2 separate regions of the Homo sapiens genome follow, and region 2 is linked to region 1. Evidence: chromatin loops called from intact Hi-C (ENCODE). Cell type or tissue: PC-9. All regions are shown on one strand.

The links. Hi-C counts contacts between places; a loop is a spot of excess contacts. Peaks named below come from ENCODE experiments on the same cell type or tissue, not always from the same donor. Only the 100,000 strongest peaks of a DNase experiment are listed, where the experiment ranks them.
Region 2: it touches region 1 in a loop (2.9-fold over the local background); 23 of 110 quality-filtered maps call a loop at or near these places.

Annotation. Positions count from the first base shown.
Region 1 is chr2:237,864,458-237,872,457 of GRCh38, reverse strand. The region is part of intron 1 of RAMP1 (receptor activity modifying protein 1); the gene reads right to left. It overlaps LOC124900521 (small nucleolar RNA SNORD55/SNORD39), which reads right to left and starts at 2,554; the gene lies at 2,476-2,554. In PC-9, no CTCF peak of the experiment used is centred here; DNase peaks (open chromatin) are centred at 4,787, 6,017, 6,957 and 7,287; H3K4me3 peaks cover 1,540 bases; H3K27ac peaks cover 4,842 bases.
Region 2 is chr2:237,918,824-237,926,823 of GRCh38, reverse strand. LOC105373960 (a long non-coding RNA gene) reads left to right here. Exons shown (of 3, transcript XR_924046.3): 2 at 3,102-3,384; 3 at 3,767-3,938. Among named protein-coding and RNA genes, the nearest start is that of UBE2F-SCLY, 44 kb to the left of the region's middle. RefSeq lists a silencer at 2,892-3,101. In PC-9, no CTCF peak of the experiment used is centred here; a DNase peak (open chromatin) is centred at 4,033.

The DNA of each region.
Region 1 (8,000 bases):
CCCTCAGGCTTCCCAGGAGAGGCTTCGGGGGCTCTCACTGGGCACGCGTGAGTCCCACGACCTGGGCAGTCACCTGGCCACCCCACACTAATGCCCAAGAGCACAGGGGCCCTGGGAGAGTGGATGTGTGGCCATCATCACCGTCACTGAGTGGACGACTTTGGCAAAGGGGCATGGACTGGATAGAGCACGAGGTGCCCCCGGCAGCACCAGGGCAGGCCGAGAATAGGCTGCCGAGCCGCCTCTCCTCCCCGTGCCAGGCCCTCCTTGGCTGAGGGGCTGGCATCGTCCATCTAAGCGCAGGCTCGATCCATACTCAATCCTGAAGCCCCCGCTAAGAACCCCTAACATCCTTAAGGCATGGACGATACCATCGCAGGAGGGTGGAAAGATGGTCGTGACTGTAGTAAACTATTCTCAGCATCCCTCCTTTCAAAGAAGCCTATATTTTTTCTCTTCTAAAACACGCCTTTATTGAAGTATAATTTATATACCACAAATTCACCCATTTTACATAGACAATTCAATGATTGTTAGTAAATTCACTAAGGTGTACAACCATCACCGTATCTAGTGGTTTTCTTTCTTCCTTTTTTGGAGACAGGGTCTCACTCTGCTGCCTAGGTTGGAGTGCACTGGCGCTCTCTTGGCTCGCTGCAGCCTTGACTTCCTGGGCTTAAAGAAGCCTATTTTTGCATACATTTTAGAACACATAGCGCAGTGGCACAGGGGTCTAATTTATAAGCAAATCCTGGAGGAGCGTGTCCAGATTATTTTACTGGCGGGGGCAGGACCAAGAGAGTTGGGGACGACTGTCCCAGAGGGTAGAAGTGCCCAGGGCCCAAGGGAGTTGGGGTCGGGGGGCGGTGGAGGAACCCAGAGCTCCCCAGCCCATAGGAACGCCTGCTGCTGCCTCCCTGACATCTAGCTCTCCTGAACAGGGCCCCTTCAGTTGCCACGATCTGTCCCTGGTGGGTTGCGAGGCCTCTGTCCCCGGTGAGCATCTGCTCCCTGCATGGCCTGGTCCGTTTCAGGCATGCGAGTGCCTGCGTGAGGTGTCAACCATGGCCTGGCGTTTCCTGTGTGGCTGGGATATCTCCCCATTGCTTCCCTCCAGGTCAAACTTGACATCCTCTAGAGTGAAAGCACTCAGCTGTCTGAGCTCCTCCTCTCCCTGCCCCTGCTCTGTCTAAAGTCCTGTCTCTCTAGGGGTCAGCTGGCTGAAGCCCCAAGGTGCTCTCCTTTCTCTGGCAAGACCCTCTCATTCCAACTTCTCAAGTCCAGGCTGAGAAACTCCCGCCATCCACTGACACCTCTGAGCAGCCAGTGCAGGGGCGGTTGCGAGAAGAGGAAAGGTCCTCGGGGCCGTGGGCCAGGGCCGGGTTGTTCCTCTCCCACCCACACAGCCGCTTACCCCGCCAAAGCCTCCACCAAGTAGATTCTCCTCCACCTGTCATCTGATTTTGGTCCTCAAAGACAGCAAAGCACTGCATTCCAGCCCACTGTCCCCTCTCTCGGGCTCAGAGCCTCTACCCCCACGAAGTGCCTGCTTTGTGCTGGATGGGGTTGCTGTGCACAGTTCTTTGTCCCTCTCTTGCATCCGTGTTGCTCACTCTTACTGGAAATGCCCAGGCCCTTCCGAGTCCTCACTTGGATAACTGTGGCAGCCTCCAGCCTCACCTCCAACCTTAGGAACCTGGTGGGAGACCCCTGACTGCACACAGTACCCTCCATCCTCCTCCCCAGCCTTGGTCCTGCCCCCGACTGCCATTCAGTAAAACTCTACACATTGTCAACCGGCACTCTTCATTTCTGAAGTTGACAAGCCAAGAAATCCTCATTTTTTTAAGTCATAAAATAAAACACAGGTTGAACTAAAAACTGACTGTCTACCTTCCAAATTACCAGAGAAGAACAAGGAAAATACAGACCTGGAGAAAAAGTCGGAAGCCTCTGTAAGTATTAAGAAACAGAAAATGGAAAATAAGATGTTAGATGAGCTCCAAGCATACTTCTTAAAGCCAGAAAGGCGGGTGAGCAGCACCAGCGCGCCGCATGGGCCAGGCCCTGCTACCGCCCCCACGGAGGCCTGGAGAGTCCTCAGGCAGGGACATGGGTGCTCCCACACCACCCCATCCTGCAGATCAGAGTTGCACAGGACGGGAAATGGCCTGCCCAGGGTCACCAGGCCCTCGGGGCAGGCCCTGGGATTTGGTAAACAACATTAAAATCCACAAGAAAACCAGATGTTAAACCAGGTCAAAGAGCTAAGTGACTCCGGGGAACATCCAAAAGGTGGGTGGCGGGACATGACACAGACAAAAGACTAGACAACGAGAAACCACAATGTTGTCCCCGACAAAGCTGCTGCTGTCCACCTGTGAAGTAACGAATGGCTCCTCAATCCCGTTAGAACGGCTACCATCGAAAACAAAATCACAAGTGTTGCCAAGGCTGTGGAGACGCTTTTTCTTCCCCGGCTCGGCTCTCCAAGGTTGGGTTCCCCACTGCGTGCTGGGGAGCCTGCAGCATGGCAGAGGTGGCCTCACACGGCCCCTGAGAACCAGAGCCTTGTGCACTGCTGGTGGGAACGCACGATGCCACAGCCACTGCGGAAACGCTGTGGCGGCTCCTCAAAACATTAAACACAGAACCACCTAATGATCCGGGGTATATGCCCTGGGTATATGCCCAAAGGAACTGGAAGCAGGGTCTCACAGAGATATCTGAACACCCATGTTCACAGCAGCCTGATTCACAACAGCCAGAAGTGGAAGCAACCCACGTGTCCATGGATGAATGGATAAACACAGTGTGGTCTATCCATAACAGTGGAATATTATTTGGCCTTCAAAAGGAAGGAAATTCTGATTCACACTACGACATGGAAGAACCTTAAGTGAAATGAGCCAGTCACAAATGCTGTATGATTCCACTAATACAGGTTCCTAGAGTAGTCAGAGACAGAAAGTAGAATCGTGGGTCCCAGGGGCTGGGGGAGGTGGTAAATCAGCAGGGGGTTAGTGTTTAACTGGGACAGAGTTTCAGTTTTGCAAAATGAAAAAACTTCTAGGGATGGATAGTGGCGATGGTTGTACAGCAGCGTGAGTGTGCTTAGTGGCATAGAACTGTACACTTAAAAATAGGTAAGATGGTACATTTTATGTGGTGTATACTTTACCGCAATTAAAATTAAAAAAGCAATGACTGGGACAGAGCTATAAGAAGTCACCATGCAGCTGTGACTGGCAGGGTCACATATGGAATTCCCCATCCTCTCCCCTGCGTGAACACGCAGCAACACGTGCCCAGGGAAAGCAGGCAGGATCACAAACGCAGTGCAGGGTTTTCACACAATGCGCATGGATGGAGAAGATGAAAATAGGGATACGGAGGCCCTAAGTATTAAATTTAATATGATGACCGGGATGGATACATAAAAACGCCACACTCCTCCCACGGGCTTACGGGCCATTTACAACACGAAAAATTTGTAAGACCAAGAAAGAACCCGCAATGCACACTAAGTCATGGTTGTGGTTCCCGCTCTGCCCCCGACCACAGTGCAATAAAACTAGCAATGAGTATCGGGAGAGAAACCAAAAAGCCGGAGCCCCTGAGATTTGTAAAAACTTGCTTCCAAACAATTCACGTGCTAAAGAGGAAACAGAAACCACAAATACAGAGAATCCAGAAAATATCAACCATGAGCACAAGGCAGAGGCAAACTCAGGGGATCCAGCCAAGCTGCCAAGCAGAGAACCGATGACGTTTCATTCCCACGCCAGCAAAGAACAAAAAGAAATGCGTTAGGCATTCAAGAAAAAGTGTAGAGTAAGTAAACTCAGGAACTGTTTTTTTTTTTTTGTTTTTTTTTTTTGGTGGGGGGAGGGAATCAGTGGGGAAGAGACCAATCACAGATTAACCACTGTCCATTCTGATCAAGAAATAACATGAAAATACAAATTCACAAAATTGCACTAAAAAGGACAGATGTTCACAGATGTAGAGGGAATTAGAAAAATAATTGTTCACATAATGATATGTGGATAAAATGAACAACTTCAGAGGAAAATGTAAAACAACATCACTGCTACAAGACACAGAAAACCCCAGCCAGGCACAGTGGCTCATGCCTGTAATCCCAGCACTTTGAGAGGCTGAGGTGGGTGGATCACCGAAGGCCAGGAGTTCGAGAGCAGCCTGGCCAACATGGTGAAACCCTATCTCTACTAAAAATACAAAAATTAGCTGGACATGGTGGCAGGCACCAGTAATCCCAGCTACCTGAGAGACTGAGGCAGGAGAATCACTTGAACTTGGGAGGTGGAGGTTGCAGTGAGCTGACATCGCTCCACTGCACTCCAGCCTGGGCGACAGAGCAAGACTCCATCCAAAAAAAAAAAAAAAAGACAGAAAACCCAAGGGGACCAATTAACACCAGAAAGATACTGAAAAGGTTGCCAATTTTCTACACCATGAAAAGGAGCCTGGCCCCGGTGGTTTTGCAGGTGAAAATGAAGACCCTCTAGATCTTCAAGGAACTGCTTATTTCCATCATCCTGACTATCCTAGCACACAGGGAAAGAATAAGGGTCCACAACCTGTATCTTGGGAAGAAAACCCAATGCTGGTAATAAAACTCCCAAGGTAAAGTACAGAGCAAGCTCACTCAGGAAGAACGAAGCCACACTCAGAACAAACAGTGGCCAACAGACACCTGAGACTGCCGAAAGGCTGCACAGGAATGAGGAAACGCTCCATTCATCCCAGAAACACGGTAGGTTCGCAGCCTCTGACCACTTCTCCTGTGTCACAGCCTCGCCAGTGCCAGCGGCCTGCCAGCACTGAGACAATGTCCAGCTGGGCAGGTTGTTGTGTCACATCGAACGGTTCTTCCTTCACAGGACAAAAGCTTACTTTACACACGGGAAGAAGATGCATTCTCCATCCCTCTCCCACCCCCACCCCCACAAAAATACAATAAAAAAGCATCTGGCCCCAAAGGAGAAAGACAGAAGGTTTAAGGTGTTAACTCTTGACCACATGGCTCTGAACTGTGTGGATCACCTACATGAAGCTTTTCTTCTGCCGCTGCCGCCACTGAGACAGCAAGACCAACCCCTCCTCTTGCTCCTCCTTCTTGGCCTCCTCAACATGAAGACCTTAGGATGATCCACTTACACTTAATGAAAAGTATATATATTTTCTGTGGGTTTTTTTGAGATGGGATCTCACTCTATTGCCCACGCTGGATTGCAGTGGTGTGATCTTGGTTCATTGCAACCTCCACCCCCTGGACTCAAGCGATCCTCCCACCTTGGCCTCCCAAAATGCAAGGATTACAGGCGTGAGATACCATGCTGGGTCTAATTTTCTTAATAACACTTTCTTTTCTCTAGCTTACTTCATTATAAGAATACAGTATAGGCTGGGCACAGTGGCTCACGCCTGTAATCCCAGCACTTCGGGAAGCCAAGATGCATGGATCACTTGAGGTTGGGAGTTTGAGACCAGCCTGGCCAAGATAGTGAAACCCCGTCTCTACCAAAAATACAAAAATTTGCCGGGCATGGTAGCGGGCACCTATAATCTGAGCTACTGGGGAGGCTGAGGCAGGAGAAACACTTGAACCCGGGAGTTGGAGGTTGTGGTGAGCCAAGATCGCACCACTGTACTACAGCCTGGGCAAAAGAGGGAGACTCAGTCTCAAAAAAAGAAAAAAAAAAAAGAATACAGTATACATACATGTAACATACAAAATATGGGTTAACTCACAGATAATGTTATCAGTAAGGCCTCTGCTCAATAGTAGGCTGTCGTTAAGCTTTGGGGGAGTCAAGAGCTACACTCGAATTTCTGACCATGTGGGGGTTCGGCGCCCCACCCCTGCGTTGTTCAAGGGTCACTTGTATTGCCATCGCCAGCAGCAAAGGAAGGCAGCTGCTGTCACTCCCCTACTCAGCAGTGAGTCACTCTCCAACACAGTACGACTGGAGAACAAAACAGGGAAAATTGTTAAGAGGTGGTAGGACCACCCTAGGTTACGGGTGACCTTATGACTGGCCTGAAGAACCAAGCAGGAAGCAAAAAAACTAAAATAAAAAACAGGCACAGGGTGACAACAGTCACAAAAGAAACACACAGAAGAGGAGCTTCCTCTTAGCCCAGCGATGACCAGCTAGAAAATAAAATGGGGGAAAATATCCCACTCTCGGTAGTGGCCACAGAGCACCGGATTCCTAGACACTGAATGAGTCATCTGCAGGAGAAATGAGATCTCTGTGGAAGGGCCTGGATGCAGACGTGGGGGTGGAGGAACAGACTGCTGTTTCTCGAGCCGGTGGTCTTGATGTAATCCTCCCTGACCAGTTAATACATTCAGTGCAATTACCATGAAAATCCCCCAAATATTGAGCCATTGATAAAAATTGCTAGGAAATTAAGGTAAATTCCAGATGCATCAAAGGTTTGTGTGTTTAGAACCATAAGGCACTGGAGGAAACCTACACAGGCATGCTCTCTGGTTTCACCTCCTCGCTGCCTCCTAAGGGCAGCTTTCGCCGCTGCCTCTCCTGCAAAGGACCCTGCCATCTGCCTCCCTCCACCACCAATCATGTCAAGGTGCCCAGTGGTGCCTGGGGCCCGTTTCCTTCTCTGTCCTCCCTGGCCGTCCTCTCTGGCCTCTCACAAGGAGCCTGGGCCTGTTTCTACCCACTCTCACCGGTCACCCCTCCAAGCAAGGATTTGACATAGGCCAGGCCCTGCTGCCGCCAGAAACACCTCTCTTGGCCATACCTCTTTCTGAACCCTTGATTTGCATAGACTCCTGTCTACGTACCATCACCCCTCAGAATCCAAGGGGAACGCTGAACCCCATGTGGCTGCTGAGGACGGGGCTGCCAGGTGCAGCAAATGACAGGAGGCCCTGCGAAATCTGCATCTCAGAGAAACGGTGGTTTTTGAGGCATGTTCCCGATACTGTATGAGACAGGCTTATGCTTCTTGTTTATCTGAAATTCCAGTTTGCCTGGGGCTCCCATGTTTCCTGGCAGCCCTGGCTGTGGCCTGGGGTGTCATCTCCCCTCCCCTGCACTCTCCTCTCTACTCCCCTGCCCTCCCCTCCCCTCCTCTCTTCTCCCCTGCCCTCCCCTCCTCTCCTCTCCCCTGCTCTCCCCTCCCCTCCTCTCCTCTCTTCTCCCCTGCCCTGCCCTCCCTACTCCCCCAGGAGCTCTGCCAGGTGCTGTTCTTCATTCCTCAGCGCTGCCTCACTTCCTGCATCCAGGCCCAGGGACTGGAGTCCATCACTTTCGCCTCCAGGACTCCCTGGAACCCTCCCACTCCTATCCTTGCCTGGCCTCCTGCCCATGCTGGGGGCCACAGCTGAGGGCTCCTTTAAACCACACCTTCTGTCCTGTCACCCCCTTTAATGTCCTTCAAGGTTTTCCCACTGCCCTAGGAATGAGATCTGAATGCTTAGAGAATGGGTCTTTCCTCCAGCACCAGCTTCGGCTCAAAGCCCTCTTCCCCACCATGCTTCAGTCAAAAAGGCTTCCAGGAACTTCCAAAGCAGGGCCTTTGCACAACCGTCCTTGCCCTCTGCCCTCTGGACTGTGCTGCCGCTGCTCCTCAGGGCTGTGCTCCGTGGTCTCCTGTTTATTTCCTGCTGCATTTAAGTAGCACCACATGTCTACATGGTTGACATGCAGCAGGGCTGCCCCACCCTGGCACTATGGACATTTGGTGTGGGATCATCCTCTGGGGGAGCTGCCCTGGGTTGTGTAGGACACCCTACTGTAGCAGGCTGCTCTGCACCCCTGTCCTTTGCCCCCTCCGAGTCCTGACCCTGGGTGTCCCACGTGTGTGAGAGTCCTGACCCTGTGTGTCCCGTGTGTGAGGTGGCAGATGGGTGTTTCCAGGAGAAACGGTGCAGCGCTTTCCCGGCATTCCCTCATCCATCCACCTCCCCCGCTTCCCTCTCACAACTGTCTCCTCCAGAG
Region 2 (8,000 bases), 54 kb before region 1:
CCTCTTGGCTGTGACAGTTTTTCAGACTTCTTTTGTTTTTATGATCTTGACAGTTTTGAGGAGTGCTGGCATATATATATATATATATATATATATATATATATATAATTTTTTTTTTTTGAGACAGGGTCTCACTCTGTCATCCAGGCTGGAATGCAATGGAGTAATCTTGGCTCACTGCAACCTCCGCCTCCAGGGCTTAGGTGATCCACCTCAGCCTCCCGAGTAGCTAAGACTACAAGCACACATTACCACGCCCGGTTAATTTTTGTATTTTTTGTAGATATGGGGTTTCACCATGTTACCAAGGCTGGTCTCAAACCCCTGAGCTCAAGCAATCTGCCTGCCTCGGCCTCCCAAAGTGCTGGGATTACAGGTGTGAGCCACTGCACCTGGCCTTTTTACTTTCTTTTTCTTTCTGCCTCAGCAGCTGCACAGAAATACTCTCTTGATGGAGTCATTTGATGCAAAAAAGTTTTAAGTTTTGATGAAGTCCAATTTATCTATTTGTTCCTTTTGTGGCTTGTGCTTGTGGTTTCATACTTAAGAAACCATTGCCTGACCCAAGGTCATGAAGATTTATACCTATGTTTCCTTCTAAGAGTTTTAAACTTACATCTAGGCCTTTGACCCATTTCAAGTTAATTTTCACATATGGTGTGAGGTAGAATATACATTCTTGACCAGGCGAGGTGGCTCACGCTTATAATCCCAGCACTTTGGGAGGCCGAGGTGGGTGGATCATTTGAGTCCAGGAGTTTGAAACCAACCTGGCCAACATGGTGAAACCCCATCTCTACTAAAAATACAAAACAATTAGCCTGATCAAAATAGACTCCTTCCCTGCAAAATGACTACAGACTGGCTTATGAATATGCATGCGAAAATACTCAAGAAAACAGGGGCCTTTTGTGCATAAGTTCCTAAACTTGCGGGGGCAGACTGCTGTTATGAAGAGTGTCATAACTTATACATGGGCCACAGGCCTGTGCAGTAATTCACCAAAGAAGACTTCCTATGACCACACCCGTGGGGAAAACATTGGCCTTGCTGTAATCAGATGTGTGTAATGAAAACTGCAGTTGGGAGCATCTTTTCCTGATCCAGCTGTTAAAGTTAATACCCAGTTCTGGCTAAAGTTCTGGCTAAAGTACTGGAGTAAGCAGAAACTTGCATCAATACTGGTGTGTCGGGGAGATGCAAACATGCGCGAGGGATATGGCAACAGCTACGCAGAGCCTAGGGATCTCCTTGACCCAAATATTCTATTTCTAAACATTTGTATTATGGAAGTGCACATCAGAGCGTTATTTATAAATAGCAATAAACAAAACAGGCCAGGCACAGTGGCTCACACCTGTAATCCCAGCACTTTGGGAGTCCAAGGCGGGCGGATCGCTTGAGGTCAGGAGTTGGAAACCAGCCTGGCCAAGAAGGTGAAACCCTGTCTCTACTAAAAATACGAAAGTTAGCCGGGCGTGGTGGCAGGCGCCTATAATCCCAGCTACTTGGGAGGCTGAGGCAGGAGAATTGCATGAACCCGGGAGGTGGAGGTTGCAGTGAGCCGAGATAGTGCCACTGCACTCCAGCCAGGGTGACAGAGTGAGACTCTGTCTCAAAAAAAAAGTAATTAATAAAAATGTAAACAAACAGATGAAACCCCTGCCCTTCAGAGCTTATAAAAAATGTGTAGTCATTTTCTAAAAAAAGTAATTTTTAAATTGATAAAGCCATTTACAAAAGAGTATGAGGCCATTTTAATTAATTAATTAATAATTATTATTATTTTTGAAACAGAGTCTCCCTCTGTTGCCCAGGCTGCAGTGCAGTGTCACAATCTTGGCTCACTGCGAATTCTGCCTCCTGGGTTCCAGCGATTCTCTCACCTCAGCCTCCTGAGTAGATGGGACTACAGGCATGCACCACCAGACCCAGCTAATTTTTGCATTTTTAGTAGAGACGGGGTTTCATCATATTGGCTAGGTTGGTCTCGAACTCCTGAACTCAAGTGATCTGCCCACTTCAGCCTCCCAGAGTGCTGGGATTACAGGTGTAGCCACCGCGCCCAGCAAGCCCCCCCTTTTTTTTTTTTAATACAAGCATCTATCTGTCTATCATCTATGTACTTAAGTATAAATTAATGCCAAAATGTATGTTAAAGATTATCTGAATGGTTGGAATTAAGACGGTTTGTTTACCTGCATTTGCTTTTTATTCTTTTTGCTTTGTTTTTTGAGACCGAGTTTCGCTCTGTCTGCACTGGAGTGCAATGGCGCAATCTCGGCTCACGGCAACCTCGGCTTCCAGGGTTCAAACGATTCTCCTGCCTCAGCCTCCCGCGTAGCTGGGATTACAGGCTACATGGCGCATGCCACCATGCCCAGGTAATTTTTGTGTTTTTAGTAGAGACGAGATTTCACCGTGTTGGCCAGTCTGGTCTCGATCTCCTGACCTCGCGATCTGCCCGCCTTGGCCCCCAAAGTACTGGGATTACAAGTGTGAGCCACCGCGCCCGGCCTTTTTTACCTGTGTTTTCTACAATGTACTTGTATAATAAAAGAAGGTGACAAGAAATAGGGGGAAATTGGTAACAAGCTTCATGTCTAACAATAGAGGATTGGCTGATGAAGTGTATGTCACATTTATTTACAATTAATGACGCCAATGAATAGTTTTTTTCAGTACCACGTGCTAGGCATTAGATGTTCTTTGGCTGTTCTGTGCTGTACATGTGACTATGCTTTTTGTTTAAAAGAAAAGGAGAAAAAGGAAAGGAAAGGGAAAAAAAGGAGAAGAGAGAGAAAAGAAAAGAAAAGAAAAGAAAAGAAAAGAAAAGAAAAGAAAAGAAAAGAAAAGAAAAGAAAAGAAAAGAAAAGAAGAAAAACAAAAGATAGAAAAAAAGGGAGGGGAGTAAGAGCAGGAGAACTCATGGCGTCCTGGGCGGGGCTGCCGGGCTCGCTCCCCGCAGGGCCCTCGTGGCTCCCCTGGCTCGCGCGCGCCCCTAGCGGGCGTCTGGGGTCCTGCGGGCCGTGCGGTCCCGTGTCATCGCGCTGGGCAGCCCCGGGTCCACAGGGCAAGCTGCGCCCCTGTTTTCTTTCCAGGGTCCCCTGCCCTCCAGCGAGCCTAGTTGAGCCCCAGCTGGACTCCAAGTCGAGCCTCTGCAGCCAGGTGTCCGCCAGATGTCTTCCACGGCCAGCAAGGGAACCGCCTGGGCACGCGTCAGTCTGGCCTGTTTCCTGATCCAGAAAATTATTTTCAGCTGCGCGTGACCTTCCACGGGGCCAGGACCGGAAAACTAGACAGCAGTGATCTTTTTAAAACCGTGGACTCTATGAACTAGGAAAGTCCCCTCCAAACTCGTCAACAGGAATTCACTGCTTATTGGTACCAGTTTGGGAAATCATTGTTTTTTAATTAAAAATCAGGGGGCTGGGAGGAAAGGAGGGTCCCCTGGCAGTCTTGGGTGGGCTGCAGGGCTGCAGGAACGTGACAGCAGGGGCAGTGGGGCTGTGGGAGGGTGCTCTGCCCGTGGGGCCAGCTTGTGATGGGCTGGGGACTGAGCTGTGCTCTGGGGACACACAGAGATTCCTCACTCAGCTGGGTGGCCTTATGTTCCCAGGGTTTTCCCACAACTTGTCCTGGCTGGGGGGCTGAGCTTGCCAGCCTTCCTGGGGAACAGCGGGCCAGGGCAGGACTCCATCCCCAGGAAGCACAGGTGAGGCTTACAAAACAGGTGCAGGACTTGCAGACGCAGCTCTCCTTTCAGCAAACCCTGCTGAGACGCAGAGCGGAGAAAACAGGAGGTGCCCCAGTTTCTTCTCCCGGGTAAGACTGAGAGCTGTCCTTGAACCTGATCGGCCAGAGAGAGTGCTGAGGAGAACCAGAGCATCCCGTGGGGCTCCCTGGGCTGGGCTCTGCCAGGTGGGTTTCCCAGGAGATCGGCCATGACAGCTGCTGTGTTGGGCACTCCTCCAGGGCAGGGGTGGCCCCGGGAGAACTTGGGCAGGAGGGGGCATGAGTCACACAGAGGGTGGCCCACTGGGTTTATGGTACCCGGAGTTGCAAACACTCAGGTGTGAGTCACCTGAGTGCACACGTGGCTGGAGGCAGACAGCCTCCCTTGCCCTCCCCTCCTCCAATCCCAGCTCCTGATGGTTGTACCCTCTCCTGTGCTGAGGGCAGCAGAGACTCATTAGCGAACTGGGGGCCCTGGAGTCGGAGAGCTGGCTTCCAATTCCGGCTCTAGTACCCGCGCTCAGGGACACTGGGCATGTGTTGTCACCTGCCTGTGCCTCAATCTCCTTAACTGCAAAATGGACATAACCTCCAGGCTGATGAAGACTAGGAGAGCAGAGGTCAGGGATGGGCCCCTTCATAGGGGCTCAGGGCCTTTCTGTTCCTCCATTGCTTTCTCCGGCCTGGCCCGCTGTGTGAGGCTGGCCGGCAGACATCTGTCTCTCTCTCAATTTTAAAAAATTTTTTTAGTAGGGACAGGATCTCACTGTGTTGCCCAGGCTGATCTCAAACTCCTGGCCTCAGGCGATCTGCCCACTTCGACCTCCCAAAGTGCTGGGATTGCAGGGGTGGCATCTGTTGGCCTCAGGAAGCAGGCCCAGGCTGCACTCCTGCCCTTGTCCCCCACCTTCCCCGGCAGGCTGGTTTGGCGGTCCTGCCCTCTCCACCCCCACTCTCCCCCATGGGGGAACACAGGCATCAGTGGAGAGTTGCCCATTTTTCAGAAGCGGGATGACAAGCCCCTGCTGCCTTTCACCAATGCCCGTGAATGCACCTGCTTGGGAATCCTCTTTGGAATCTCCCTGAGGTCTTCTGCCCCTCCCCGTGTCTCCCTCATTAAACCACATTTTCCCACAATGAGAACGTGCCATGATGTGCGTTGATGCAAAGCAGGTCTTTATTCAATCTTGTGATGTTTCCGTAGCCAATGCCTTACTGCAGTGCCGTTTTCCATGACTTTTCACGTGAATTACAACACTTTAATTCCATTCCAGCTTAAATTGGCTGTGTTGGGTCAGGTAGAAAAGCCCACTGCCCTGGGTGACACTTTTATGGTTGGGGAAGTGGCTCTTGTCCTGGCTGAGTTGTGTCCTTGCCTCAGAATGTGACTTCACATCTTGAAGTCCTAACCAGCAGTACCTCAGAATGTGACTGGGTTTGGACCCAGGGTCTTTACAGAGGTGACTAAGGTTAAATGAGGTCACTGGGTGGGCCCTAACCCAATGTGACTGTGCCCTTATAAGAAGAGAAGATTAGGGCCAGGTGCAGTGGCTCATGCCTGTAATCCCAGCACTTTGGGAGGCCAATATGGGTGGATCACCTGAGGTCAAGGGTTCAAGACCAGCCTGGCCAACATGGTGAAACCCCATCTCTATTAAAAATACAAAAATTAGTCAAGCGTGGTGGCACACACCTGTAATCCCAGCTACTTGGGAGGCTGAGGTGGGAGAATTGCTTGAACCCGGGAGGTGGGGGCTGCAGCGAGCGGAGATTGCGCCACTGCACTCCAGCCTAGGTGACTGGGCGAGACCCTGTCTCAAAAGAAAAAAAAAAGATTAGGATGCAGGCACAGAAAGACGACCATATGAGGCAGGGAGGAAATGACAAGCCAAGAAGAGAGGCATCAGAAGGAACCAACCCTGCCGACCCCTTGATCTCAGGCTTCCAGCCTCCACAGCTGCGAGAAACGCACTTCTGTTGTTTAAGTCCCCAGCCTGTTATAGCAGCAGCTTGGGCAGACTCCGACTGCACTGCTTTATCCTCAGCCGAGCCCGAGGAGGAGGAGACAATCCCCAAACTCGATCGTTTCCTATCATTATGATCACCGATTATTCTCCTTTTGACTCACCCGACCTTCTGTGCAGAAGGGCTGGGAACACTGAGAGACGGGAGCATTTACCCACATGTGTTCACGTGCACGTGCAGCCACAGCTCCCAGCCCTGCTGTGAAAGTGAATCACTATGGCCCCGGTTAGCAGCGTTTGCCATGTGCCTGCCACATGGCCAAGGGCTGTCTTCACTGTGAGTCCCTGAAGTGTCCATGGCCAGCACTCTGCAGGCGATGACACTGAAGCCCAGAGGGTTGAGGAGCTTGCCTCGCCTTTCTTCCTTCCTTTCTTTTTTTTTTTTTTTGACATGGGGTCTTATTCTGTCACCCAGGCTGGAGTGCAGTGGTGTGATCATGGCTTACTGCCTCCCCAGCCCAAGCGATCCTCCCCCACAGCCTCCTGAGTAGCTGGGACTACAGGCACATGCCACCACACCCAGCTAATTTTTTAAATTTTTTTGTAGAGATGAGGTCTCACTATGTTGCCTAGGCTGGTCTCAAACTCCTGGGCTCAAGTGATCCTCCAGCCTCAGCCTCAGCCTCCCAAAGTGCTGGGATGACAGGCGTGAGCCACTGTGCCCAGCCTGCCTCACCATTTTTAATCGGCACAGCCAGGATTTGGTTTCAACTAAGGCAGCTTGGTGCCATCACTTCTATGCTACAACTTTTAAAAATATTGTTTTTTAAAACATTTTATTTACATTATATACTTTCACACCTATGACCATCTGAAACTTTTTTTTTGAGATGGGGTCTTGCTCCGTCACCCACACTGGAGTGCGGTGGCATGATTTTGGCTTGCTGCAGCCTCCCACCTCCAGGCTTAAGTGATCCTCCCACCTCAGCCTCCAGAGTAGCTGGGACCACAGGTGTGCGCCACCATACCTGGTTAAGTTTTTGTATTTTTGGTAGAGATGGGGTTTCGTCGTGTTGCCCAGCCTGGTCTCGAACTCCTGAGCTCAAGCAATCTGCTCTCCTCAGCCTCCCAAAGTACTGGGATTACAAGTGGGAGCCATTGCACCCGGCCTGACCATTTGAAACATTTTAAAGGTGGCACTGCTTCTTGTAAGAAGAGATCTTAGGTGGCAGGGGCAGGGCTGGGATGTAGGTGCTCTCATGGCAGGATGCACTGGGGATGGAAAGCAGCTGCCACCTGTCATGGACATGCACCTCCAGTCACCCCTGTCTGCCTCCCGCCCTGCCCCCAGAAAACAGGAAGCAAACTTCCCCGGCCTCCTGTCAGAGTGTCTGTGGGGAAGCGATTCACGTGGGGGCATGAGCACTGTCCCCAGGCCCAAGGATTGTGGCTGGGGTGGGGCAGAGAGGGATGCTTTGGAGGGCTGCTCTCTTCCCGCTGTTCCTCTGCACCCCCTTCACATTTTTGTAACCCAAATAAAGATGGGCACCCATGGTCCACCTCCGCACAGGCCCAGGAAGAAAAAAAACAAAGTCAGATCCAAGTTCACTTCCTAAAATAGCCTTGAAAAGCAATTTAGGTCCTTCTTAAATTTGTTCTAGGGGGAACCAAAGTGCAATTATGTTCACAATCTAGAGAAAAATGTCTTGAAACCTCTTTCCTCTCCCGTTCTCAAGGCTCCCAGCCTACATCTGCTCTCTTCTTGCCCATTCTCATCCCTGTCCCCAAAAAATACGGGTCCTCTGGCAGGTGGCCTGCTCTTTGGAGCTCAAACACCATCCTTGGAATAGGGCATGTGACCAATGCTAAGTCATCTTTTCCATGCACACAAAATTATCAGAAAGATGAAAAGTTTGCTCAAAGTCACTCAGCTAAAAAGGGGTCCAGTCAAGATCAGAACCTGCTGGGCATCGTGGCTCATGTCTGTAATCTCAGCACTGTGGGAGGGCGAGGTGGGTGGACCACTTGTCAGGAGTTCAAGACCAGCCTGGCCAACATGGTGAAACCCCGTCTCTACTAAAAATGTAAAAATTAGCCAGGTATGGTAGTGGGCGCCTGTGATCCCAGCTACTTGGGAGGCTGAGGTAGGAGAATTGCTTGAACCTGGGAGGTGGAGGTTGCAGCGAGCGGAGATCGCACCACTGCACTCCAGCCTGGGAGACAGAGCGAGACTCCGTCTAAAAAAAAAAAAAAAAAAAAAAAAAAGACTCAGAACCTGCCAAGGCTGATCTAATGCCAGGG